Linked DNA regions of Homo sapiens: regions 1, 3 and 4 are each linked to region 2. Evidence: chromatin contacts called from ENCODE Hi-C or POLR2A ChIA-PET data. All regions are on one chromosome and are shown on one strand. The core of a region is the stretch at or near the end of the contact, and the rest is flanking DNA. Distances in the headings are between cores, read along the strand shown. Region 1 has its middle 40 kb from the start of PRSS2. Region 2 holds the start of AGK (acylglycerol kinase). Region 3 holds the start of PARP12 (poly(ADP-ribose) polymerase family member 12). Region 4 overlaps TBXAS1 (thromboxane A synthase 1).

Region 1 (6,119 bases), core at 86-2,585, 1.3 Mb after region 2:
CAAGCCCAACTTCATAAGATCGTTTTATCTCATTTAACCCACACAACATGTAAAGCTTTTAGAACAATATCAGTAAGTATTAGGTGTTATTATAACTACTACCAACCTGAAGATTTTTTTCAGGCAAAACATTTTCAGTTTTCTCAATTTTGTTATTATAGGGCACAGTTTTGAGCACGTCCTACTTTCCATAGCCCAATCACTCCCTTCTGAAAACATTAAAGTTTGTTTTTATCCCTCTATCTTTTAAAAAATGTGTTGTACAGGACCTGACCCAGCACCAGGTGGGTTCTGACCTACAAAGAGTAAAGGGGGAACTTTGCCTCCTCTTTCTCAACATCTTATACGTTAGTTGGTTCCATTAGGACAATTTATCTACTTTTTGTACGCTCACCATCCCGTTGACTCACAGAGCTCACTTTGACTCACCCCCTGGGTGTTTTTTCACATATCCTTCTTTCACATATTCCCCTTCCTGTGTTCATATAGATGGTTTTCTCTGTTTGGTGGGGGAGGAGGGAGAGAGAGAATGTTTATCATGTTTATTCAGCTTATCTCTCCAACCTATTAAGATTCTGCAGGATTCTAATTTTGTGATTCATTATATTTATCCTTCTATCCTCATGCCATCTCAGATATGATCATCTTGCCTGATTCATTACTATAAGAGTGATTCATGAAATTCATAGCAAGATCACAGCTCAACAGAGACCCCACATTCCCCAAGCCTTGTCTGAAGTCCAGGAGCTGCTAAAACACAGAGAATTAGCTTCTGGTCCTCCTCTGGCCCCAGCTGCATGGCTCTGAACAACTCATTTTTATTCTCTGGGCTTATATGTCCTCCTCTGTGATATGAGGACATTGGGTAAAGTGATCTCTAAGAATCTTCAAACTCTGCTCTTCAGATTCTCTGATTCAAAGCCTGCAGTCTCTGAAGTACCAAGAGAATGGGAACTCAGAGAAGCTAAGCTCTTCCTGGCCTCAAATCATACATATCTGTGACATAGTCTCAGACAGTCTGATGGTGGAAGAGGACAGCACTGGCACTGGAGTCCCACAGTTAGCAAGAGTCAACTGGAGCCCTGACACCTGTTCCCTGGCCCTCCTCCATCAAAAAGGTCTAGGGCCATGAATGACAAGAAAATTGTGTTAAAAAGGAGAGTGGCCCTGAATCAAAAGGTGGGAAGTAATGAGATGTAAATCGGGGTCTTTTAGGTAATAGCTGACAACTGGGGTAGGAATGGGGGTTCTGAGCCCAGTGCTGGCTGCCGGGCTGTTTATCTCTGAGTCACATCAGCACCAAGCCACAGCAGCCACCTGCCCTAGCTCCATCTCTTACAGTCACAACAGGATGTGGTTTGACATTTACTGGGTCCTGCATCTGGGGTGCCTGTGAAAGTTGCTCCCTCCACCCACCCACCTTCAGAGCATCATGAGAACCACACTCACCGCATCCGGCACCCAACCCCCTCCTATGCTGCTCTTTCTACCTGGGCCCCTGGTTAGCATCCTGGCAGTAGAAATAGAACTTCAGAGGGGAGGGGCAGGGTCTCTAGAGGGGAATCTAGGTATCCCAGATCCATGTGCAGGCCTCCCCTCCCCCAACACATCTTTACACCTGCTGGAGGTTATGCACAAGATCAAAGGCCACAGTGGGCACCATGAAGATAGTGGAGAATGAAAAACAGCTGCAATAACTGCTCTGACCCAGTTGGGATCCCTTCTGGTCCCACATCACTCAGGCAACTCTCTCTTCCCACCTGCCCCCCAAACTCCCTTCCACCTCCCTCCACATGTATCCTCCCACTTCCTTCCACTCATGTAATGAGAGGTGCTGATGAGTCACAGGAGAGGTAGCCCTAGATAACCAACAGACTGCAAAACGGACAGTCCCTGGATGTCTGAGCCAGTGTTTGTGCACTGCATTGACTGGCTCCTCGTAGTTTTTTCCTGTAGTTGCTAAAGCCTGTAAGGTCTGTGTGATGAATATTTTCTAACACATCTTAGAAGAACATAATGCAAGACAGAATGAAAAACTAGAGAGGCAGAAACCCCCAAAGTAAGTAGTGGGAAATTACCAGGTATATAATAGGTCAAGCCTGCTCTGCAGGAGCTCAAGGGATTGTAGCATTCTTATCCCAAACCACTGAATCCTGGGCAAAAATAAGAAGTCGCCTAATTTTAGTATTACCAGCTTCCCAACCCCGGGCATTCTTCATCTTACTCAAGCTGTCCAGAGGCCCCAGGGTGACTCCCTATAAGTCCCATGGGTGGCTGAGATCTATTTAGAGGCACAAGGGTATCTCCTTATAAGTCCCATGGGTGGCTGAGATCTATGAGAAGCATCTTGGGGAGAGTGCCTCTGGCCACCAGCATGTGGCCCTGAATCTTCCATGTGCAACTGGCCAGGGAAGGAGATATATGGAAATAGTCATCCTGCACATCTGCAAAATCAGATGCAAATCCTGGAAGCTCTCCTAGAAAAGAGACAGCCTCATCTGATTAAAGGGGCAAGTGAGTTTGATGAATTATTGGCAAGAGACAGCATGTCTGAACAGGATCGGTCATCCTAAACTGCTTTCCTTTGTCCCCTGGAATTATAATGACTGTGGATTTCTGAGTCCTAGATGGTATGGAAACAGTTATGGGAATGAACAGTCTTGCATGAATAAGAGCAGATAACATGGAGGATGTTAATTTGTTCTGCTGAATTTAGGTGGCTTTCAAGCCTCTCCTTCAATGCTCACCTGTCTCTAGGATGCTCTGTGCAATGATCAGGACTTTTTTTCTTCAGATTCTCTAAAACTTACAATATTCACATAGACCTGCACATTTCTACACAAACTGACTCTCCTGCTTGCAATGTCATTTTGCTTATATAACTATTAGCCTCCTAAAGAGCTAAACTTAGCTACAATTTTATGTCCTTTGTGAAGTTTTCCAGAATTTTTGCAGTATATTACAGGAAGGAAAAATCTGCCTCAAGTCTCTACTAATTCTACTTGACTAGTGGTGATTGCCTGAGACATTTCTCTATTAATGAGGATTCTGAAGCTGTATAAAGCCCCTACAGAATCAGCATCTGAATAGGCACAGCATAGGGTTCAAGTTTCATGGTTTTGCCATCCAAGCATGTTTAGCATTTTAAATATTAATATTTATTACATACTTGTAGTTTATGATTTGAAATTTTTTAACTAAGTCTTCCTCTTGGGTAAGTTGTAATGAAAATAATCTTGTAAGCTTAAGGAGCGGAAAATAATACCTGTTGAAAATTAGAGCTTGTAATAGGGCTTTATAAACACCATCTCATTTAATACACATAACAATTCAATGAGGCAAGTTTTATAGGTGGGGAAAAACTTGAAACTTAGTAAAATTAAATAACTAGGTCAAGTTCATAACAACTAGCAAATTTTTAGACTACAAAAATCAAGTGCTTTGACTAAATCATGCTATGACTGTGCCCAACACCATCTCGAGTACATTTTATTTTTCTTTTTAATCCTCAAAATGACTCACTGTGTCCAGCAAATAATAGCTGCTTAATACATAGGTGATCCTTAAAGTTCAGTAGGGACCCCTGGGCATTATTCCATATGTTCTTGATCACTCTGTGTCTACATCTCAGATTTTCCACTTCAGATTAAATGATACTAGAAATATGCACGTGTCTGGATTGATCTAGGTTAAATGATGCCCGGAATGGAGTATTTTAAGACATCTTGTGCCCCCTTGTGGAGGGGAAGGGACATTAGAAAGAAAATCTTTTTAAGAACAAGGACTAGGGAGGGATGGGGATGAGGAAGGAAGCTCAGTTGCCAAGGTAACCATCGAACCTCTTCCCAGCCATCCACATCAGCCTTTTCCTCTCCTTCATTTCCATCCAAGTGATTTCTCTTTTTTAGAGCTCAACCATTACACACACGGTCCTCTTCTTGCGTATCTCTTGGATCACCATCTGTCTGTCTTTGCTACAAAGGAAGGGCTACAAGATAGTACAACAGGACATTTTTTAAAACCTCAAACATCACCAAAATTTCTAAGTGCAAGCTTATTTTTATTTTTTTTTTTTTTGAGACAGAGTCTCGCTCTGTCACCCAGGCTAGAGTGCAGTGGCATGATCTTGGCTCACTGCAACCTCCACCTCCCAGGTTCAAGTGATTCTCTTGCCTCAGCCTCCCAAGTAGCTAGTATTACAGACGCCTGCCACCACGCCCGGTTAATTTTTGTACTTTTAGTAGAGACAGGTTTCACCATATTGGCCAGGCTGGTCTCAAACTCCTGACCTCAGGTGATCCTCCTGCCTCAGCCTCCCAAAGTGCTGGGATTACAGGCATGAGCTACCACGTCTGGCCTAAGTGCATGTTACCTATACTAACAAAACCACACTTCTGCCTCGAATGAGAACAGTCTCCTGAACATCTTGCCTCTTTGCCTGACTCAAAGCCTCAGGTCTAAGCCTCCCCATAATTTCTAGTCTCAGCAGAAAGATCAATGACAGGAGACTCTCCAGGTGATGAAATTAACCAATTAAGTAACCTGGGTTGGCATCCTCCCGTTTGTTCACCAGCTCACCTCCTGCCACAGGTATATCCTTTCTCTCAGCCATATATGCACAAACCCCCTCCCCACGGCACACATAGAAGAATTTGGAAGACTAGAAAATCAGGCAAGGTATAGCACACCTTGAGGGCTGGAGTATGGTAGCCTGGGCCGGGACATCCATACATTGAGAACTTGACTATGTGCAGGCAAATCACAGGTTCTGCACACATACAATTTTTTGTTCTCCCTGAGAACTTAGTAGAGTCTTTTGTAGAATTCTCGCTTTATTCCATTGCTTTCACATTGGCCAGCAGTCAGAAACCTACTTACAAATATCCTCCACCCAGTCCCTAAGTGAAGGCCCCTGGGGAGTATGGTTAGGGCTCAGGAGAGGGTGGGGTTTTTGCACAGATGTCTGCCCCACCCAGCTCAGTGTGACACTCCAGGCACAGAGATAGAAGCCAGAGTCACTGAGAAGGAGCTTCTTAGAACTCAGGATGAACTGCCGGTCCTGGGGTCTGGAGGCTGAGAGATTCTGGGGCACCTCAGAGCTGATCTGGCCAATACCAACGGAGTAGAAGAGCAGCTGGAGGCCCCTGCCTGCAGCCTGTCGGTACCAGTATAGGTTGGGGTTTGATGTTCCCTCCACAGTGCACTCCAGAGAGAGCGGGCTGCCCACAGGCTGCACCAGGGTCGCTGGCCATTGATGAATAGTCTGAGATCTGACCCCTGTGGGAAAGATAAAGTGCCATTTACAGAGGAGCACCCCAGCCTGGCTTGCCTTCCCCAGACAGAGGGGCAGCTCAAGCTCTTGCATGACACAGGCACCTGGAATCCATCATGGGGAGTAGACTGGGGGAGCCAAGGATGCAAAGCATCCCTGGGCCAGGGAAGACCAACAGAACGAACTCCTTCTCAGGAGATAGAGAGAACTAAGAATCATCAGATCAGCCCCTAAGGCTAAATTCCCATATCTGTTCCAGACAATCAGGAATAGACTCAAGAGTGTCAAACCAACAGCTCAGACTCTGCATTCACGGGATTGGGGTGAGGGTGAGGATGAGAAAAGAGGCTTGCCAGAGAGGAGGGCACCCACCAAAGAAAGTGCCCAGGAGAAGGGCAAGGAGAGAGCAGAGCATCATCCAAGCCAGCCTTTCCTTCAGCTAGTCTGGGGGACAGACGCCTCCTCTTCTGGGCCAGTGATGTGGTCAGGCTGCTCCCTCTGGGAGATCTGCTGCCAGAGCAGAGGAATCCTACCCCATGAGCTGGGGAGGAAATGAGGCTAGTCTTCTTTTAAGAGTGTGGTGAATCACCCCCAGCCTCCCTGGGAACCAGCTATACTCTGCACTTGTTATCTTCTTTGCATTCCTGCTGACATCCTGGTATGTAAATATATTTAATGACTCATTATTTACCTGTAAACTAAAGGTAACTCTCCAGCTCCCCCGGGAGACATCAGAAGCCTGGGAAAGCTTCAGAGAAACTGTGATACTGATAGAAGGATGAAAAAAGATTTTAGTTTATCTGAAATTGGAAACTAGAGCTAGACATGTTACCTGGGAGATGAAAGG
Region 2 (6,334 bases), core at 2,458-4,957:
GGCAGGGAGGGGATAACTGAGAGGTGAGAGTCACACAGTGCCCACTTTCTAGGTAATCAATTGACAGCAATTCAGCATGCCATCATTGCTGTTCTAGCTGTATGTAGTTGATGTACACAACTGAGAGGGAGGTTGCAAGTATGAGAATTTTTTATACACATATAAAAAATTATATATCTCTATATATCTTGTCAATGAGCAAAAAATTGAAATGTGAGACTACCTTAAACCTTGATTCTTTCTCTCGTCTTATGTTCTTGAACACTCTTCCACAGTAGGGGGCAATCTGACTGGAGAGTGAAATACTCTTTCTTGTTGAATGACCATGGCACTCCTGTCTTAGTTTCTTCTCACCCTATTTCTAGGCCAAGGTCATTTCCCTGTAACATCCTTAATAACGGATTCTGAGCCCAGACCAGGCACGGTGGCTCATGCCTGTAATCCCAGCACTTTGGGAGGCTGAGACAGGCGGATCACCTGAGGTCAGGAATTCAACACCAGCCTGGCCAACATGGTGAAACCCCATCTCTACTAAAAATACAAAAATTAGCCAGGCGTGGTGGTAGGCTCCTGTAATCCCAGCTACTTGGGAGGCTGAGGCAGGAGAATTGGTTGAACCCAGGAGGTGGAGGTTGCAGTGAGCTGAGATCACGCCATTGCATTCAGGCCTGGGTGACAAGAGCGAAACTCTGTCTCAAAAAACAGACAAACAAAACCAAACAGATTCTGAGCCAAGAGAATGTTACCTCAGGATTGGTTCTGGACTAATGAGAAGCTACTGGGATGGTCAGCCACCATATTTGGAAAATGCTAGAGATCTTGAGTTGTAAGACTCTTCCATTCCTGGGAGCTACTAGATGTCAGTCAGTACATTCGTCCTCAAGGGAACATAAATTCATTTTGTAAGCAACTGGGGCCCATACTTTCAATGTGTCACTTATTTCAATATGCATAAAGTATAGTATTATATGTGGCAATGTGTTAGTTGTGAAAAGAGACACAAGTCCCTATCCTTGACAGTGCAAAATGTTCTTCTCTGACGATCCCAGGCAAGAGCTGAAGACCCAGGCAAATTCCAAATAGCTCCTTGGGAACCTCGCTCAGCTGTTAGTGATAGTGAACAAAGAACATGGAAAAGGAAGTACATAAGCCAAGCCCTTCTCTCTGGCTGTGTGCATTTGGATCTGTCTTTGGTCCTCTCTGTGGCATGAATGTGCCATTGAGCCTCAGGGACTGTGCCCGAGGCACTGTTCCAGGCCTCTAAGGGCCAGAGTGTCAGACCTGAGTCTTCTCTGGCATCGTAGATCCTTAACACGGATCAGCAAAGGAAGCTCTCCAGGACTCTCTTTGACTATGAGAGGGAACTTGTGTTAATCCTTGACTAAGAGTTTTGTTTTGTTTTGTTTTGTTTTTTGAGAGGTAGTTTTGCTCTTCTTGCCCAGGCTAGAGCGCAATGGCGCGATATCGGCTCACTGTAACCTCCGCCTCCCAGGTTCAAGCAATTCTCTTGTCTCAGCCTCCCATGTAGCTGGGATTACAGACACCTGCCACCACGCTTGGCTAATTTTTGTACTTTTAGTAGAGACAGTTTCACCATATTGGCCAGGCTGGTCTCAAACTCCTGACCTTAGGCAATCCACCCATCTTGGCCTCCCAAAGTGCTGGGATTACAGGCTTGAGCCACTGCGCCCAGCCTAACAGAAGTTCTTGGGGCTGCCTAAGTCAGAGTGTCAGGTTTCTGTTGGGCTGCAGGAACCCATTCAGGGCTGGCTAGAGCTTGTGCCTGATTATTCTGGAATCTGAATGCATCCTAGTAAAATGGTATTTGGAAGAGAGTAGAATTGGTATAGGTCTCCAAAACTCCAACCTACACATCTGCCTGCAGGTGTGTATTCAGATTCCCTTAATCTCCTATATTTCCATCCTTCTTCATCCTTCATCAAAGCTGACCTTTTCTTATTTGGGGAACCACTTTCATGCTGAAGCCCTAAAGCATACGCTGAGTCTGACCCTTGGAACATCAAAATCAAGTCTCAGATTTTTCTAGCCTGCAGGTGAGCAGTTCAGAAGCTTATTTCCAAACACAAACGCTTTAGATAGTTGGAAAAGAGGAACTGAAAATAATGGTCTTCCATACCCTATGACAACATTTTAGAGCTAGAAGGGTTTTTTTTTAATAGTAATGTTCTCAGTCCCCTAGTTTACAGATGGAGACTCAGGAGAGAGGGCTAGAAATTTCTTGCTACTAAACAGTGTGGCCCAATGGATTGGTGCACCCTGGCATAAGGAATATGTTTACTGCACCATAGCCTCATTGAAGGTCCCCGCCCCGGCCTTTTTTTTTTGAAGCATTCACCTAGGGAGACATAGGTAGGATGCATGTCTACACGTAGGAAATGTGCAGACTAGATAGCAAGCTCCATGGGGCAGGAACCATGAAGGGCCTTGTACCTGAGCATACCCCCAGTGCCTGATGCAGGGCCTAGTGCACACTCAAATGTTGGTTGACTGGCCGGGTGCGATGGCTCATGCCTATAATCGTAGCACTTTGGGAGGCCAAGGCGGGCAGATCGCTTGAGGTCAGGAGTTCGAGACCAGCCTGGCCAACGTGACAAAACCCCCGTCTTTACTAAAAATACAAAAAAATTTAGCTGGGCCTGGTGGCACACACCTGTAATCCCAGTTACTCGGGAGGCTGAGGCACAAGAATTGCTTGAACCCGGGAAGCAGAGGCTGCAGTGAGCTGAGATTGCACCACTGCACTAGCGCCTGAGCCACAGAGTGAGACCCTGTCTAAAAAAAAAAAAAAGTTGGCAGACTGAATGCTGGAAAGAAGAAGGACCTGGCTTTGTCCCCACACCAATCTGGTGGGCGAGTACAGAATGTAAACTGTCTGGAGGTTGGCATTGGCCTAGCTTCTCCGTTGCTCTCTTGTTCTCTAGAATCCAATCAAGCACCTGTGGCCAGAGAGCTGTGTGAAATGGAAACCAGTCCCACCAGCCCCTGATTGCACCCCCGCAATGTCTTCTCGCCCTGTTTAATGTCATGTCCAAACTCCTGGCCGCCGTGGCCTGTCTCCACCTCTCCAGCTTCCTCGCTTGGCCTGTCTCCTTAGCTCTCTCTGTCTCACCCACACTGGCCTGCAACTCGCCAGAGTGCCCCAGGCTTTTCAGCTTTTGCACGGGCCCTTCCCTCTCCAGGCTCTCTCCCCTGGATCTTTGCTTCAGCTGCTCCTTCTTGACATCCAGGTCTCAGACCAATGGCCCCTTACTCAGAAGGCCTAGCGCAGGCCGCCTAATTTCACACAGTTCTCCCCCTTCCCGCACTGCCTTCCATCACCTCGTTTCATTTTCTTCGTGGCACGGAGCACCATCTCCAATGGCCTTGTTCATTTAGTTAATTTATTTTCCGACTTAGTTCCAGGTGCTAAAACAGTGTTACCTTGGCAGGCTTCCCATCAAATATTGTTGCGCAAAGGATGGATGGATGAAAGGAAGAGTGAGCCAATAAACGAGGGAACGCCGGGAAAGGCAGCCTCAAGCCGGTGGGCCCTGCCACCCCCACCGTCCCTGAGCATCCGAGCCGGTTCCCGCCCCCGGCCCGAACTGGCCCGCGCGCGCTCGCAGCCCCGCGGCGGAACCCGAGGGCGGCGGCAGCGGTTTCCCTTGAACGAGCCGGGGAATCTGGAGGGAGCACACAGGAAAGGCAGAGCCGCGAGCTGGACCAGCCGTGGTGAGTGCAGCGGCGCCCAGGCGGGGAGCGCAGTGCGGGTCGCTGGGACTGAGCGCGCGAGCGGGGTGGGAGTCGGGATGGGGGCCCGGGGCGCTGGGCGGAGCCTCTGGAGTCGCGCTGGGCCGAGAGCCGCGGGGACCCAAGCATCAGGGGTCGTGGGTGCAGGCGGCGGCGCGGCTTGAGGGTAGGGGGTGCGGGCCTGGCCGGCGCGGCAGGGGAGGGCCTCGCGCGGATCCCGTGGTCACGGCGGGAGTCAGCTGTCCTGGGTTCGAGTCCCAGAGCTGTCGCTAACTTGTGGACCCCCCTCACTTCGTCCCTTGGGCTTCAGCATAGCCCTTTGCAAAATGGGGCCAATAGTATCAGATCCATTGATGGGTTGGTTGGTTCATTCATTCTGGCGCTTTACTAGGTTCTGGTGCTGCAGATGGATAGACGAACTTGCCCATGAGGGGTTCACTATCTAGTAAGAAAAACATTTCCACCTGGATACTCCACAGGCGTGTCAAATTCAGTATCTCCTAAACCGCACTACTTTTCTCCACAAACCTACCACTCAAATCTAAATGACTGAAATCACTATTCAACCAGTCACCCAAGCACAAAAACCTGGCTTGGTTCCTCCTCTCTCACTTACTACAGTCAATGGACCACCAACTGCTGCCAATTTCTACTTTCTAAAGCTTTCCAAATCCATCCTTTATCTTGGTTTGTTCTTTTAGGAGCCTACAGATTATGGCAATAACTTCCTAATGGTTCTCTTTAGCTTTAATTTTAGCTTCTTCCAGTTCATTTTTCATTCTGCTATAAAGTGGTCTTTTAACAGTTCAAATATGATTATATCACTCACCTGCTTAAAGCCCATTAAAGGTTTTTCATTGTCTTCAAAATAATAGCCAAAGTCCTTAGTGTGGGTTCAAGGTCTTTTCTAATCCCACCTGGTCTTCAATCCTTTATCTCTAAACCACTGTTTCTCAAAGTCTGGTATAGTGGTGACCTCCATTGCAACCAACATGGGAGTACTTGTTAACAAGTGAAGATGACAGCTTAATTCCAGAACAAATGAGACTCTTGCGGGAAGGGGCAGTTCCCAGGATTCTGTGTTTTTAACAAGTTCTGCACTAAAGGTTGAGAACCCCTGTTCTAGACACTCCAATTTTTACTCCGCTGTTGATGAGATTCAGGACACACTGCCGCAAAATATGACTCGTTGGCATTAGAGGAAACAACTGAAGCAGGAAAGTCACTTTGTGTCTTCCCACTTTTCTCCCCTGAAGCAGGCCATAAAAGAATTGTTTGACCTTCTTCTGTATAAGACCCTTCAGTGAGAGGTGCTCATCCTGTAAGTATAGGATCGAGGAAAGGAATGCCCTTATCTTTGAAGACACAGGTACACAGAGAAGAATCAGAACAAATAGGCCTTGCTAAATTCTCCCCAGCGTATTACTGTTAGATCATACCCCCTTTTTCCAGTCTCAGCCATGAACCTAATTCTCCCCTCAACTATCTACGTATGTTTCTCTCAACACACTTTACTGTCTTTTATGCCTTTGTACACTCTCAGTTTGGGCTACTGTAAAAAAAAAATAGCAAAAACTGGGTGGCTTAAACAACAGAAATTTAATTCTCACAGTTCCGGAGGCTGGAAGTCCAAAGTTAAGGTGCCAGCATGGTTGAGTGCATGGTGATAGCTCTCTTCCTCGGTTTGTAGAGATCTGTCTTCTTGCTGTATCCTCACAATGCAGAGAGACCATCTCTGTAGTGTCTAGTCTCATAAGGACACTAATCCCTTTCATGGGAGCCACTCTTATGACCCAATTATCTCCCGAAGGCTCTATCTCCTAATACCATCTCAATGGGGATAGGGCTTCCACATCACCATTTTTGGGGAACACAGCATTCAGACAATAGCATCCACAAAACTCCTTCGTTACTTTAGTGATTTCCTCCTCATTATTCAAGGCTCAGGGAAGACTTCATTGACTGTGCACCACCCCCTCAGCCCTAGACCAGGTTAGGTTCATTCTTGCAGACTCTCACAAAGCCTTGTGCTGACTCCTCGACATTTATCCCACTGTACTGCAATCATAATTGTATAATTGTGTTAGCATTGTGGGTTTGACAGTTGTGAGCACTTGAGAGAACGCATGAGACCCATTCTTCTCTGCCCTCACCCCCAGCACAGAGCCTACCATATAGGTGTTTATTAAAGGGCTCTTGAATGAAGGAGTGATTTAGGGCCAGATGGAGAGGAGTTCAAGAATTAGTTGGGCCTTTGGAATCATGTGTCAGCCTGACGGTGTATGGGATTCACAGGAAGATGGTCTCCCTGGCACTGGCTTCACTGCTGCTTTTGATAAGGATGTTTCTACCCTTGAGAGGAATTTTAACCAATGGGATTTAAAGGGAGTCATAAAAGAACTGGACTTTTAAGTGGAAACAGTTTTTTTTTTCTTGGTCTATATACCTCACTAACAGATAGTCATAAAAAAATTTTGCTTAAATTTTTGTTTATCTAGAAAATAAGTTCATTTTCAAAAACTTAGAAAGTACATTGCAATTTTAAAAATAAACATCACCCACCATTCCACAACCTAGAGGGATC
Region 3 (5,755 bases), core at 2,708-5,207, 1.5 Mb before region 2:
CTGAGGCAGGACAATCGCTTGAACCCAGGAGGCGGAGGCCGTGGTGAGCCAAGATTGCGCCATTGCACTCCAGCCTGGGCAACAGGAGCGAGACTCTGTCTCAAAAAAAAAAAAAAGAAAGAAAAAAAGAAAAACCAGCATGTCTACATGACAACAACAAAAAATCCAATGTGTATTTACCAAGGAGGAGATGGGGCCTTGCAAGGTCTAAGGCCCAGGACAGCGCCTCTGAACAAGCATTTGATGAGAATGACAAAGAGGAGTTGCTGCACAGCAGTCAGTCGGTAAGCAGTTAGCCACAGGCTGAATCAATGAGCATGGCATCTTATCATTATAGGTTACATATGTGCATGCGTGCAGGCGTGTATACACACACACACACACACACACACAGAGCCCTGAACCTAGCTTTTTTTTTTTTGCTCTCTTCCTCCATTCTTTCCATCCACAAGCGTCTGATAAGCACCAGGGTGAGCCAGACATTGGCACCATGCCCTGAGAACCCAAAGATAAACCTTTAAATGACTGCCTGAGTCACCAGGACCCAGAAGAGTCAGGCCAACAGCATTTGTTTGACTCTGGCACTGCCATGCCTCCTATGCCACATCTCAGGAGAATGCCAAACCCTGATCCACCCCAAACCTGCACCTTTTACAGAATCCCCCAGCTCAGTAAAAGGCAACTTCCCTCTCCCACTGCACAGACCAAAAACCCTGAAGCCATCCTTGCCTGCTCTCTTTCCCTCATCTAGCGGAGGTGACAGACATAGAGGAGACTCTGATACGGAGTGGAAAGTGCAACGTCAGCTGTTGTCAGAATCTGTCAGCGCAGAGCGGAAGGGCACCTGAGCCAGTCAGGGCTGGGAGAGAACTGGGGAAGAAATCAGGGGAGCATGCTGGATGGCATAAAGCCTGAGTGGAATACTTAAAGGGTGAGGAGGAGACAGCAAGAGAAAGGAAGAACATTCCAGAAGAGGGGCAAATAATTTGGTGCTGCCAGAGCCAAATATATCTAATAAGTGTAACGATGACTGATGGTAACAATGATAATGACTACTAAAATTTATTGAGCAACTGCCAAATATCGGGGATTGCCAAAATGTTTTATGAGTTAATCATTCAGTCCTCAACCAGCCTGTGAGGGTAGTAATATCATTAACTCCACTTTGCAGATGAGGGAACTGAGACCTGGAGGTAAAGTCACTTGCCCGAAGCCATCAGCTAGCAAGGAGCAGAGCCCAGGTTGAAACAAGGTGGGCTGGATCTTGGGACTGTGCCCTAGACCACCAGGCTCAATGCCTCCTGAGTAGAGGACTAAGAGTCAGGCACCCAGGACTCCGTACCAGCTCTGCAGCAGGACTGATGAGCTATTTCTAAAAGAACTGACCCTGCGGTTCAGGAAGACAAGCAGAGTCACAGGGGAAGCAGAAAAGTGCAGCCAACCACACCCACTCTCCCTAAAGTGAGTCAGAAATGGAAGGTTCAAGAAACTCACCTGTGTAAACCACAAGGAAAAGAGAAAACTGAAGAAAGAAGAAAACTCAAGGTCATCTGAGCCAGTAAATATCACACTACAGATTTCCGAGACAAGTCAGACCTGACCCCACATTTTGGGAACTAGCTTAAGAACAGGGCTGCCATCTTTATTTTACCAAATATGAACATGAAACAGATCTACCAGTTACCCCCATGAGTGGCTCTATCCAGCCACCATTTGCTGTGTGCCTTCCTCCTCGTGGGCTGTTGTTCCCTGCTCTCCCCTGGACTGCCTCATCCCTGAAGGCTGATTTCCCCAGAGTTCCACCCTCAGCCTCTTTTCAGGCCTCAGACGCTACCTCAGATCTGATCCACTCCTGGGGCTGCAACTACAACATACACCGCCCAATATCTCCCAAACCAGCCCAGCGCATTGGGGCCCTGGCCTTCCTCCCAAGCTTCTGACCTGAACAGCTGCCTCCTGGGCATGCTTCCAAACTAAAACCCTCTCTTGCTCTCTCAGTGAACAACACCCAGGCCACCGCAGGAACAGAGACTGAAGAGTCGTCACCTCTCACATATCCTCTCATCACACCGTCACCAGCTATCCCAAATTTCTCACACACATAGCCCTTGGAAAGCTCTAATCTAGATACTTCCAGACAGCTGCTTCCTAGAGGCATTTCCCAGTCACCCTGCATCTAGACAGGGTCACGAGACAGCTTCTGGTCAATGGGATGTGGGTGAAAGGAAATCCACCACTTCTAGACCTGGCCCACAAAAACCTCCCATGCATCCCTCTTTTCGATCAGCCCCCTCGAACTTGATAACCTAGGCTGGCCTCAAGAGCCATGTGCTGAGGGGCACAGAGCGGAGGTCAGTCAGCCTGCATCCCTGAATGACTGTATGGATCAAGGCCCCCACCCCATGCTCACTACTGGGCCTGACATGAGCAAGAAATATCTACTCTATTAAGACAAACATACACACACACACACAAAACAGGGAGCAAGCAAGAAAGGAGGGAGCAGGGGAGGAAGGAATTCTCCTTGATGACTAGCTTCCCAGTGGTTCCCCCACAACATCCTCCCTTAAATTGGCACCCACACCACTACCTTAGACTTCCTAAAACGCAAACCTGATGGTTGCTCTCTCCTGCCATTTTACCCGCCCCATCACCTCCAGGGTGAGGCCCAAATTCTTTAGCATAAACCTCAGCAATCCCTTCCACACATCCCACTGGCCACATGCTATGCACAGAACATGGACGCTAAGTGCTGGGGAGACAGCTGGAGCCTCTGCCCTCAGGGAGTTTCTATTCTACTGGCAGCTGGGTGCCATGAGGAAAATAAACAGTTCCCTGTGACCAAGAGTAAGGGGAGGAAAAATCCTCAAATGGGATGTGATCTTTAGGTTGAGGCCTGAAGGATTAACAAATAGGGCCAACCAAGAGCAAGAAGGGCATTCCAGGCAGAGCAAAGACTCCCAGAAATGCCCAGGCTCCCAGAAATGCCCGGGGGGGGGGGGGTGTTCCAGTCACAGAAGGGTCCTGGGTGGGCAGGGACCAGTGCCCCAGGACCTTGTGGGCGATGGCAGGGAGTCTGCATTTTCCAGTTTGTAAGCAGATTAATAGGGTTGAACTGGGTTTAAAGATCTCTACCAGCTGCTGGGCAGAGAAAACCTTCATTGTCTGGCCTCAAAGCTGGCAAGGGGCGACCCGCGGCGTCGTGGAGTTCCCCTAAGCCGCCGCCTCCCTCCCTCCCCACCCCACACGGCCACACCCGGGTGTTCCACCCGGCACTACCATGCTCTATGTAAATCACTCTCTCCCCCCAGGCGTCTAGAGGACCCCACTCGACCCTGAGTCCCTCGCACTGTGCCAGGTACTCCGCAGGTGCTCATTAAACGCTCGCTTTAGTGAATGACGGTGCGAGGTCAGGGCAGAGCCACCGAATTGTCTGCTCAAACTTCAAGTAGGACCCCCAAGCGGGCTGGAAGTGCGTGAGGGCGCGCAGGACCTCCGCCCGCCGTCGCTCCCGGCGCGGCGCCTTACCCGGCTCTCAGGAACTTGCAGGCGCCGTAGACCATGAACCTGCAGAGGTGGAGCTGCGCGCAGAGCCCCACGCAGCCCGGCTTGGAGCCCTGGTGCGCGCGACACAGGCGCAGCGGCGAGGCGGCCAGCACCACGCGCTCCGGGGCCGCGGCTGCGCCGCCCGCCCGCACCGCCACCACGAAGCGCCCACGCTGCCGCAGCAGCCGCTCCAGCGCGTCGGCGCTCAAGCCCATCCGCAAGCGGCGCCGCAGCTCGGGCAACTCCAGGGCGCCCCCGGCCGCGCACAGCACCTGGGTGACCTCACCGACGACGCCGGCCTGGGCCATGGCCGCTGGGCCTGCTCCCGTCGGACCGCGGGTGGCGCGACGCGGACGGCGGCGGACGCTGGCTGGCGGGCGGCTCTCGCAGGGTGGAGACGCCGGCGGGAAACGAAACCGAAAGCGGCCCCGGGCCGGCGAAAAACAGAACCTGTGCGCCCTCGCCACGCCCCCGGTCCGCAGCTGAGCGGCTGCGCCTTCCGCCTCAGGGCCCCCAGCTGTGAGGCCGCCGCCCGACGGAAGCTCGGGAGCTCTTGAGCTCGGGCGTTCGGCCCGGAGCGCGGGCTGTGGCTGTGGCGGCTCGCGGGGGTCAGTACCTAGTCCCTGAAAATGGCTTCCCTGGATGTTTGAGGGACCAGGAGCCCCTAATGCCGCGATGCTCAGCGCGCCTTCAGTCAGAGGGAGCCTCGAGGGCGGCGGCAGCGCTGGCGGAGCCGGCTGGACGCCGCCGGTTAAAGCCGCTCAGCGTCGCCCAGGCCAAGCCCGGGCTTCGTAGACGGCTCACAGAAACAGGGACAACTGACGGGAGCTCTCACCCCTCGAACAAGTGACAAAAGCGATCACTCCGCATAGAAGACGCACTTAATTAAAGGTTCCTTTCGCCTCGGTGCATCAATGAGTTCCTTCATTTAAACATAAAAGGGTATGTCCTTTAAAAGAGCAAATCCGTGAGCCGAGATTGCGCGACTGCACTCCAGCCTGGGCGACAGAGCGAGACTCCGTCTCAAAAAATAAAATAAAATAAAATAAAATCCGTTACTCCCAGCCCCTGCTAAGTAACGATTGAACAAATATTTTAGAAGACCCTTCAGAGCAAAGGACCCTCTCACACGCTGAGAGCAATGCGAGTTGTTAGAGCCCTTTGAGGAGGTAATCCAGGAATAGCTATTAAAATTGAAAACGCGTGTGACCTTTGACCCAGCAATCTTTCCTCTCGGAATCTTCCAGAAGTAAAAGGAACAGTAAATAAGTTATGTGTGAAAGTGTTACTGGGGGAACCCTACCTGGGAGGTAGGGTTACGTGGGAACAGTGTGGTTGATCTTTAAAGACTATTACGAAGGCTGTTTAACAAGCATGCGTTAGAGCTCCGTGTGCGGATGTAGAGGGGCAGACAGCCATGATGTGGTGGTAAACGAGAAAAGATGGCTGTACAGAAATGTCTAAATAATCAAGTTGAATGATCAAGAATTAATTTTTTTAAATGTCTGAATAACAAAAAGAGAAGCCTGTGTGTGTGTGTGTGGCAGGATATTTTTGAATAAGCACGGAGAAAGATGAAGAAACACACAAGGGTAGTTGAGAGGAGGCAGTAGGAGGTATTAGGAAAATGGAAAAGGGAAGATGAGAGGCAGAAGGATTGTGGGGGGAGAGTACTTACGGTATACGGTATAACATTCACTAAAAATGAATATAAAAATCTTAACTATAGGCCAGGCACAGTGGCTCACGCCTGTAATCCCAGCACTTTGGGAGGTCAAGGCGGGCGGATCACTTGAGGTCAGTAGTTTGAGACCAGCCTGGCCAACGTGGTGAAACCCCGTCTCTGCTAAAAACGTAAAAATTAGCCGGGCGTGGTAACGGGCGCCAGTAATCCCAGCTACTCGGGAGACAGGCAGGAGAATCGCTTGAATCCGGGAGGCAGAGATTGCAGTGAGCGGAGATCATGACACTGCACTCCAGCCTGGGCGACAGAGTGAGACTCCATCTTTAAAAAAAAAAAAAAAATTACCTGTACTATTACTACAAAAATGTAAATAATAAGTGTATGGATAAAGACTAGATAGTAACATGGACAAATGAAAATGAATTTATTTAATTAGGAAATTGAATGAAGGGTTTTCTCTTGGATTTTAATTGTGATTTTAATGTTTTCATTGTATAAAATGTTAATTTTGTTTTTGTTATTGTT
Region 4 (6,503 bases), core at 2,015-4,514, 1.6 Mb before region 2:
CCCTTCAGGATGGCCGAAGGAATTGCAGAAGTTTAACTGCTTCTCTGCTGCCTCTAGATTCTCTTTCCCAAACACTGCATTGCTATCTCCTCGCTCAAAGTCCCCTGGAAGCCGTCTGTCAAGAAACTGATTCTGATTATTAAATGCAGCTGTAGCTTGTTGCTCCATCAGCCTCAGCAAGGAGTGCTGATTAAAGAAGTTGGAGAAGCCAATAAGTCAAAGTGCACGGACCACCAAGCCACATCCTGGCAAGCAGTAAAGGTACTCCCAGGAGCCTGTCATAGCACTTGAGACTGTCTGAGCCCCTAAGCCATGAGACGGCACTTGCCAACTGGTGTCTCCATATTTCCTCCCATGATACCAGGACATGTGACCCTGAGAGCTGACCTAGAAGAGGTCAATGATTTGGCCTGCTAGGGGCAGACATACTCAATGCACATGTCCAAGCAAGGAGGACACAATAATATTGCCCTCAGCTTTGATCAATTTATCCTCCAAGCCATTTGTCTGCCGTTTCTAATTTCTTTCACCATCCCCTCACCCACCCCTCCACGCAGACTAGGTCCAGTGCCCCAAACTCCAGAGTAGAGTTCCAATTTTCGTCCTCTTCCACTCAGCACAGGATTAAGCCTTCAGGACTAAGTTCAAGTTCCCTAGACGATATTTAAGGGCCCTTGTGTCTTAGATCCATTGTGTGTGCTCCACCCTGTCTCTCACTGCTCCCCAATACAAATCGTCACTCCAGCCTCTCCCTGCTCACCCTCACCTGCTCTGGAGAGACCTGACCTCTGCCTTGCTCACGCTGACACTGCCTCAGAATTGAAGGCAGTGTAACAGTGGGGCTCATATTGATTATGACGTGAGCTTGAGCACATATCTTTTTTTTTTTTTTTTTGGAGACACGGTCTTGCTCTGTCACCCAGGCTGGAGTTCAGTGGTGTGATCAGAGCTCACTGCAGCCTCAAACTCCTGGGCCCAAGTGATCCTCCCACCTCAGCCTCCTAGGTAGCTGGGACTGCATGTGTGTGCCACCATGCCTGGCTAATTTTAAAAAAAAAAAATTTGGCAGAGATGGGGGTCTTACTATGTCGCCAAGGTTAGTCTCGAGCTCCTGGCCTCAGGTGATCCTCTCACCTTGGCCTCCCAAATTGTTGGGATTATAGCCCTGAGCCACTGTACCTGGCCACATTTCTTAACTTAAAAAAGAGCTGGGGCAGCTCTTTTTAAAAATATCCATGGAAAGTGGAGCTGAATCAACATGACTCAGCAGAAATGGTCACAACCAGTGGCAGAACTTCTTATTCTTGGCCTCCTCTCAAGGCCTGGAGTTGGGGGATATGATCCACCTTACTGGGCTGTCATAAAGCCACATGGGATCATGCATATAACCTCTCCCTCTACACAGTACTTGGCAGGTGACACATTACTGCTTCTCACAAGAAAACCCTCCACCTCTTCCACACCCATCCAAACTCTTGCTGTTCTTCAAGACACTCCTCAGATACTGCCTCCTCCAGGAAGCCTTCCCTGCCTCCATCCACATGCACTTTTCCCCTTCCCTGAACTCTGGCAGCGCTCACCATGTGTGTCACTCGTTGTCACAGTTGATCCCCTTGTGCCTTCCAGTATTTACAGTGAAGGAGGATATGGCTTTCACTCTAGCTTGATTATTAGCTCTTTAAGGCCAAGAACTGTATCTTGTATTTTTTTTAAACCCCATGACATAAACACATATTGACTCTTCAGCATCCAATATATTCTTGTTCCAACTGAATGGAATTTCCATCAACTTGACATTCCTCCCAGAAGAATGAGGTATTACTTGAACCTGGAGTTGCAATATAGTCTTCTTCGTCTCGGTCATTCACAAACACGTAAAAAGACCCATCATAGATAAGATCTCCAGGAAATCCCAGTGTTTATAGTTTTCCATCTGGGAATGCATCCACTTATGTGTAGCTTTGTTTATGGTCTTTAAGCCAATTCCATATCGATGGTAAAACAACCCTTAGTGACTCAATTTTTTAAAAAACAGTCTTTAAAGTGGGATTTTCTCACAGGTTTTTGAAAGTCAAATTAAATTGGGTTCTGTGGTTCCCTCTTATCCATATGCTTATTTATCTGCTCAAAGAACTCAAGGAGATTAGTGAGACGTGATTTCTCCTTACTGACACCACGTTGCCTTCCCTCTAATAGGCCATGTTTACTTAAGCGTTCAGCAATTCAGCTTTATTATACATTCACTCGGTAAACATTAAATGCTTACTCCATGCAGGCTGCTACCAAACGGTCCCTTGTGATACAGAAAATACCTCGGCATATTAGTTTGATAAATTAAGTGAAAAGGAATTTAAATAATGCATGCTCTCATTCTCCAACAGGGAGAGCCCATGTCTGCTCACAAATTCAGGCTTGAGTTACGTTGAGTTTTGTCCCTGGACAGCCTGGTGGAGAAGGGCCCTGATTTGGGAAGCTGGATTTAGCTCTGAAATTTGACATGAGCCGTAAGCATCCCATGAGGGATCCATAGAGCATATTCACTGGAGGTGGGGGTGATGCAACAGGGAGCTCCCTGACATACAACAACATTGAACAAATGTGTGAATTCAAATATCATCCTGTGAAATATTCTTTTCCAAACTCCAGAACACTGGCTGGAGCAGACTGTGGGTTGGATCCGGAGCGGCAGTTCTTAATGTCATGCTTTCCCATTCACAGTTTTTGGGCCTCTGGAGTCTGTGCAATGTCTCTGCTTCATCTTGCTCATTTTCCACGTGGACCTTGTAGGTCTCTATCAATGTCCTCAGTGCTTCCTGAAACTGCTCCATGATGGTGCAACCACAGCTTATCATTAAACCCAAATCAATCTTCTTGGCACTTATAGAAGCTCAGTCGTCCTGGTACATCAGGACTCGGATGTTTCTATTTAGATATTTTCAATGAGCTCTTCTTTGCTGTCAGGTACGGTACCTAATGAAACCATAGGGCAGCTCTTTTTTAAATATCTGTGGAAAATGGAGCTGAGTCCACATGACTCAGCAGAAATGGTCACAACCAGAGGCAGAACTTCTTGTTCTTGGCCTCCTATCAAGGCCTAGAGTTAGGGAGCTGTGGGAAGGGTGATAAGAGGTAAGCCAGTCTTTGGCCCATGTTAGCTTGGTCTGGTCAGATAGGCATGTCAGGGATGTGTCAAAACACTAAGCCTAGTGCTTTGGAGATGTGGGTTCTGGTCTGGAGTGGCAGTATGGAGTGCCATCTCTCAGGTCCTCATGAGCAACACAGAGGTCACCTCTCCAGGCACAGGTCGAGCCACACCACTGACACACAAGAGTCACGTCCAAAGCCATGTGATGGACGTGGTGGGTGGTTTTATCCCGAACCATCAATACCCGGCACCCTGGCTGCCCCAGGTTCAGCCTCTCAGGGGCTGCTTCACTCGCTCTCCACACAGCTGTGAACATTGCAGGATGAGTCACTGTGAAACCACAAACTCCTTGGCATTGGTGAAGATGACTAAAGTTATAGGCAAATTAGTCACTGGAAACCTTCCTGTCCTCTGTATCTGCAGCAGCCTCCTATCGAAGGAAGAAAAGAGTATGTTGGCTCATTGCAGAGCTAATTGGCAAGGAAAGCTCAATTCAGGGCTACAGGTGAGTCAGACGCCCTTGTGCGGGGGCCACAGGGACCCGCCTGCTGGCATCCATTGAGGAGAGAGGGGCCCTTGGCAGACTTGCCATAAAACCGCCCCCCTTGAACTCATTCCTACACCTGTAACCACTGACAGTTTTTGAAAACTGTTCACCTGGAGTTCCTGGTTCTCTTTCTCTTAAATCAAACATTGAGTAAATGAAGACACTCAGATGTTCAAACATGTGCATCAAGATTTTACTTGTGAGAGTGGTTGCCATGCATGACCTAGGGAAGCTCTCATGGCTTCAGTCAAACCTTGCCAACTTTTTTTAGCTGTGCATTTCTTGAGAAAGGTCAACTCACATTACGGGTCTACAGCTCTGAGCAAGGGAGAAGTTCTTCCTGAAAGCACAAACAGACTACAGAGGGCAGTGAAACCAGAAACACAGGTGTGCAACCTCATTTGCCTGCCCCCGTCTCTATTTTGAGGCCTCTTTGTTTTATGTGACCTCCGTCTCCTTCTCTGCCGCAATCTTCTTCTTATAACACCCACTTTCTTCTTTTAATTTCCCCCTCTTCTAAGCCATAGCCCAGTGGTATGGCGAAAGGTCTTTGCTGTGCATAGGAAACCCTCCAATCTGAACTGGAAGCTTCCTGTTGCAGGATGGGCTGCCCCATTGGAATTCCCAGGTGACAGTCGCAATGGGATGCCTGTCCCCTGCAGGTCTCCCATTTCACCTGCTTTTCTAATGTCTGGACATGGCTAAGTCCTAGAAAAGCCAGATCCATGGCATTACATTTAATCAGTACAACACACTGAGCTTCGTTTCCAACATGGTAGCTAAGTTTTAATTCTAACATCTTTAAAAGTACTGAGTGTCTTGTGATGCCTTGGGAACACAGGAATAGTGTTAAGTGGTGTTGATTCTCAATGCTCAAATGTACTTCTCTCTGCCTTGCAGAGATTTTTCTAAAATTTCAAGACCTTGTTGAAAATGATTTCATATTTTTGTGTCTTACTAGACTCTTGGTTCAGCAGGAAGCTATCTTTATATATTTTTTTAACAAAAAGAAATTAGTAAAAGCTTGCTCTGATATTTATGCCATATTTCCCTAACTTTTGTCGTGGCAGAAGTAGAAATAAGTGTGTAAACCAGGAGATTAATATCTACAATTTAGGCATGAGAATAGAGAAATAAACCATAAAATCAATTCTTATCTCTCAATGGATATATTCCAGAACATTCCATGGAAATCAAGTGACTAAGTCCTGATCCTCCCTGTCTTTCTCCGCCCCAATCTCCTTCTTATGACATTCCCTTTCTTCTTCCCATTTTCCCTCTTCTAAGCCATAGCTCAGTAGTATGGTGAAATGTCTTTGATTTTAGTTTAAAGAAATGAAATCAGATTCCAGATTTGCTACCTCTTATTAGTTGTGTGGCCTTCAGACAATCCTTTAACCTCCTGATTCTCAATTTCCTCCTGTGTAAAATACATTAGACTAGCTAATCCCTAAGGTCTGTTTGGTGCCCAGTTCACGTGACCGTTGGCAGCCACAGGGAGCCACGGAGTCCCACCAGCGTCCCATAGAGCCACTTGGAGCTTCAGGTACAAGGAACAAGCCCCTCTTAGGCCCCCTCAGGAAAATTTATTCTCGCAGCCAAGCATGTCAAGTGCAATATCAGGAACACCCTTGTCCTTCTTGAACACTGCTTCTGGCCAGAAACTCTGCTGAGATCTGTTGGAGAGTTTCCTGCAAAGATAAGAGTTAACAAGCCCCCAGATTCCCTTCCCCGCTCAGGAGGGGCCCTCACTGTCAGCTTTGGGGCTGATAGAAGCACAGTTCCAAGCGCCTGGCTTCCTCCTCCTCCCCAGTGGATAAAATGCTGGAACTCCGTCAGGCAGGACTGCCATAATTAGAAGAGGCCCCTTTCCAGCAGCTGAAGCTGACTAGGCAGATAGAGCCCAAATTTGTTTTTAGCCACCACATGCCCCTGAGCTGACCCCTCGAGCTGTGGACACATCTCACAACCTCACCCGGAGGCCATTCTCTCAGGCCAGTCACACTCTCCCACAGAGAGAGCGAAGATGATGTCAAATCTATGGCCACCTTCTACCAGCAGAGGGAATGAATGAAAACTGACATGTAGAAGAGTAAGACCACTACTGTTTTCATTTTTGGTATTTTTTTTTTACATTTTAATTTTTTTATACTCTATTTTTAGTAAAAGGGACACCTTTACTATTTCAAACCACCAAAATATAAGCCCTATTTGGTTCAAATCTTTGTACAGCCAGATAGCAATAGATATAAATTGACAATGGCCTCAAGTATAGAATTTGGGGTTATACAAGTGACAGAATTCTTGAGTCTCAGTTGATTATAATATAATGAGGGGACAGTGCCAGGTCTTTCACGTCTCCAGGTGGGAAGGGGACAAGTTGCACGATGGCTGTCCTCATCTGTGCCTGGTTGTGTGAGAATTAGAAACAACGTTTGTAACAGTGGTACCTAGTCTTTGTGACCGTGGTCCTCTTTTTGATATTAATATTTTTGCAGACTAGTTGGCATAAACAAGTTGGCTCTCTGTACTCACATTACAACCACTGAGGTATAACACTATCTCTTGGAGTCCTTAGAAGCACCTCGCTCTGTTCAGCTGGCCTCTCAGCCTTGTGTGGCTGTTTCAGAACTGTTGATCATCTGTCAAGTCATCCCAGAGATCATCTAGATCTTGAGTCCATTTCTTGCATGTTCCAGAACACAAGAAAACATTTGTGGCTATAGCTTCATATTCTATCATGCCTTTCATCCCTTTCTCCCGATAATACATGAACCCGGTTACAGCAGAAATGCATTCCATGCATTTGCA

What was found. A loop is a pair of places that touch in the nucleus more often than their neighbours do. ChIA-PET counts read pairs that join two places held with the same protein, here RNA polymerase II (POLR2A). Pooled maps may share reads with other maps.
Region 1: a map of naive thymus-derived CD4-positive, alpha-beta T cell shows a loop between it and region 2 (8-fold over the local background). The contact joins the enhancer-like site here to the promoter of AGK in region 2. A Hi-C loop is called at or near these places in 2 of 168 maps with a recorded cell type or tissue (GM12878 and naive thymus-derived CD4-positive, alpha-beta T cell), 3 of 37 single-sample maps with no recorded cell type and 12 of 50 pooled maps. POLR2A ChIA-PET finds 5 or more read pairs at or near these places in 1 of 52 experiments (activated CD8-positive, alpha-beta T cell).
Region 3: a map of CD4-positive, alpha-beta T cell shows a loop between it and region 2 (12-fold over the local background). The contact joins the promoter of PARP12 here to the promoter of AGK in region 2. A Hi-C loop is called at or near these places in 2 of 168 maps with a recorded cell type or tissue (CD4-positive, alpha-beta T cell and naive thymus-derived CD4-positive, alpha-beta T cell), 1 of 37 single-sample maps with no recorded cell type and 10 of 50 pooled maps. POLR2A ChIA-PET finds 5 or more read pairs at or near these places in 1 of 52 experiments (B cell).
Region 4: a map with no recorded cell type shows a loop between it and region 2 (4-fold over the local background). The contact joins the enhancer-like site here to the promoter of AGK in region 2. A Hi-C loop is called at or near these places in 2 of 37 single-sample maps with no recorded cell type and 4 of 50 pooled maps.

The regions. Positions count from the first base shown.
Region 1 is chr7:142,807,601-142,813,719 of GRCh38, forward strand. It overlaps TRB and TRBV30. Among named protein-coding and RNA genes, the nearest start is that of PRSS2, 40 kb to the left of the region's middle. RefSeq lists an enhancer at 789-1,988 and a cis regulatory region at 1,110-2,001. Within about 2 kb of position 1,336, at least 10 of the 41 ENCODE cell types and tissues checked have a DNase peak (open chromatin) inside an H3K27ac peak, as active enhancers do; they include GM12878, where a contact is called at or near this core.
Region 2 is chr7:141,547,703-141,554,036 of GRCh38, forward strand. It overlaps AGK (acylglycerol kinase), which reads left to right and starts at 3,708. Exons shown (of 16, transcript NM_018238.4): 1 at 3,708-3,732. AGK-DT (AGK divergent transcript) reads right to left here and starts at 3,642. Exons shown (of 6, transcript NR_183408.1): 1 at 3,442-3,642. RefSeq lists silencers at 3,503-3,592, 3,773-3,952.
Region 3 is chr7:140,058,994-140,064,748 of GRCh38, forward strand. It overlaps PARP12 (poly(ADP-ribose) polymerase family member 12), which reads right to left and starts at 3,958. Exons shown (of 12, transcript NM_022750.4): 1 at 3,529-3,958. The coding sequence starts at 3,854. RefSeq lists a silencer at 3,566-3,885 and an enhancer at 3,896-4,105.
Region 4 is chr7:139,913,152-139,919,654 of GRCh38, forward strand. The region is part of intron 4 of TBXAS1 (thromboxane A synthase 1); the gene reads left to right. Among named protein-coding and RNA genes, the nearest start is that of TBXAS1, 87 kb to the left of the region's middle. RefSeq lists enhancers at 554-1,753, 2,655-3,854, 3,757-4,056. Within about 2 kb of position 3,265, at least 22 of the 41 ENCODE cell types and tissues checked have a DNase peak (open chromatin) inside an H3K27ac peak, as active enhancers do.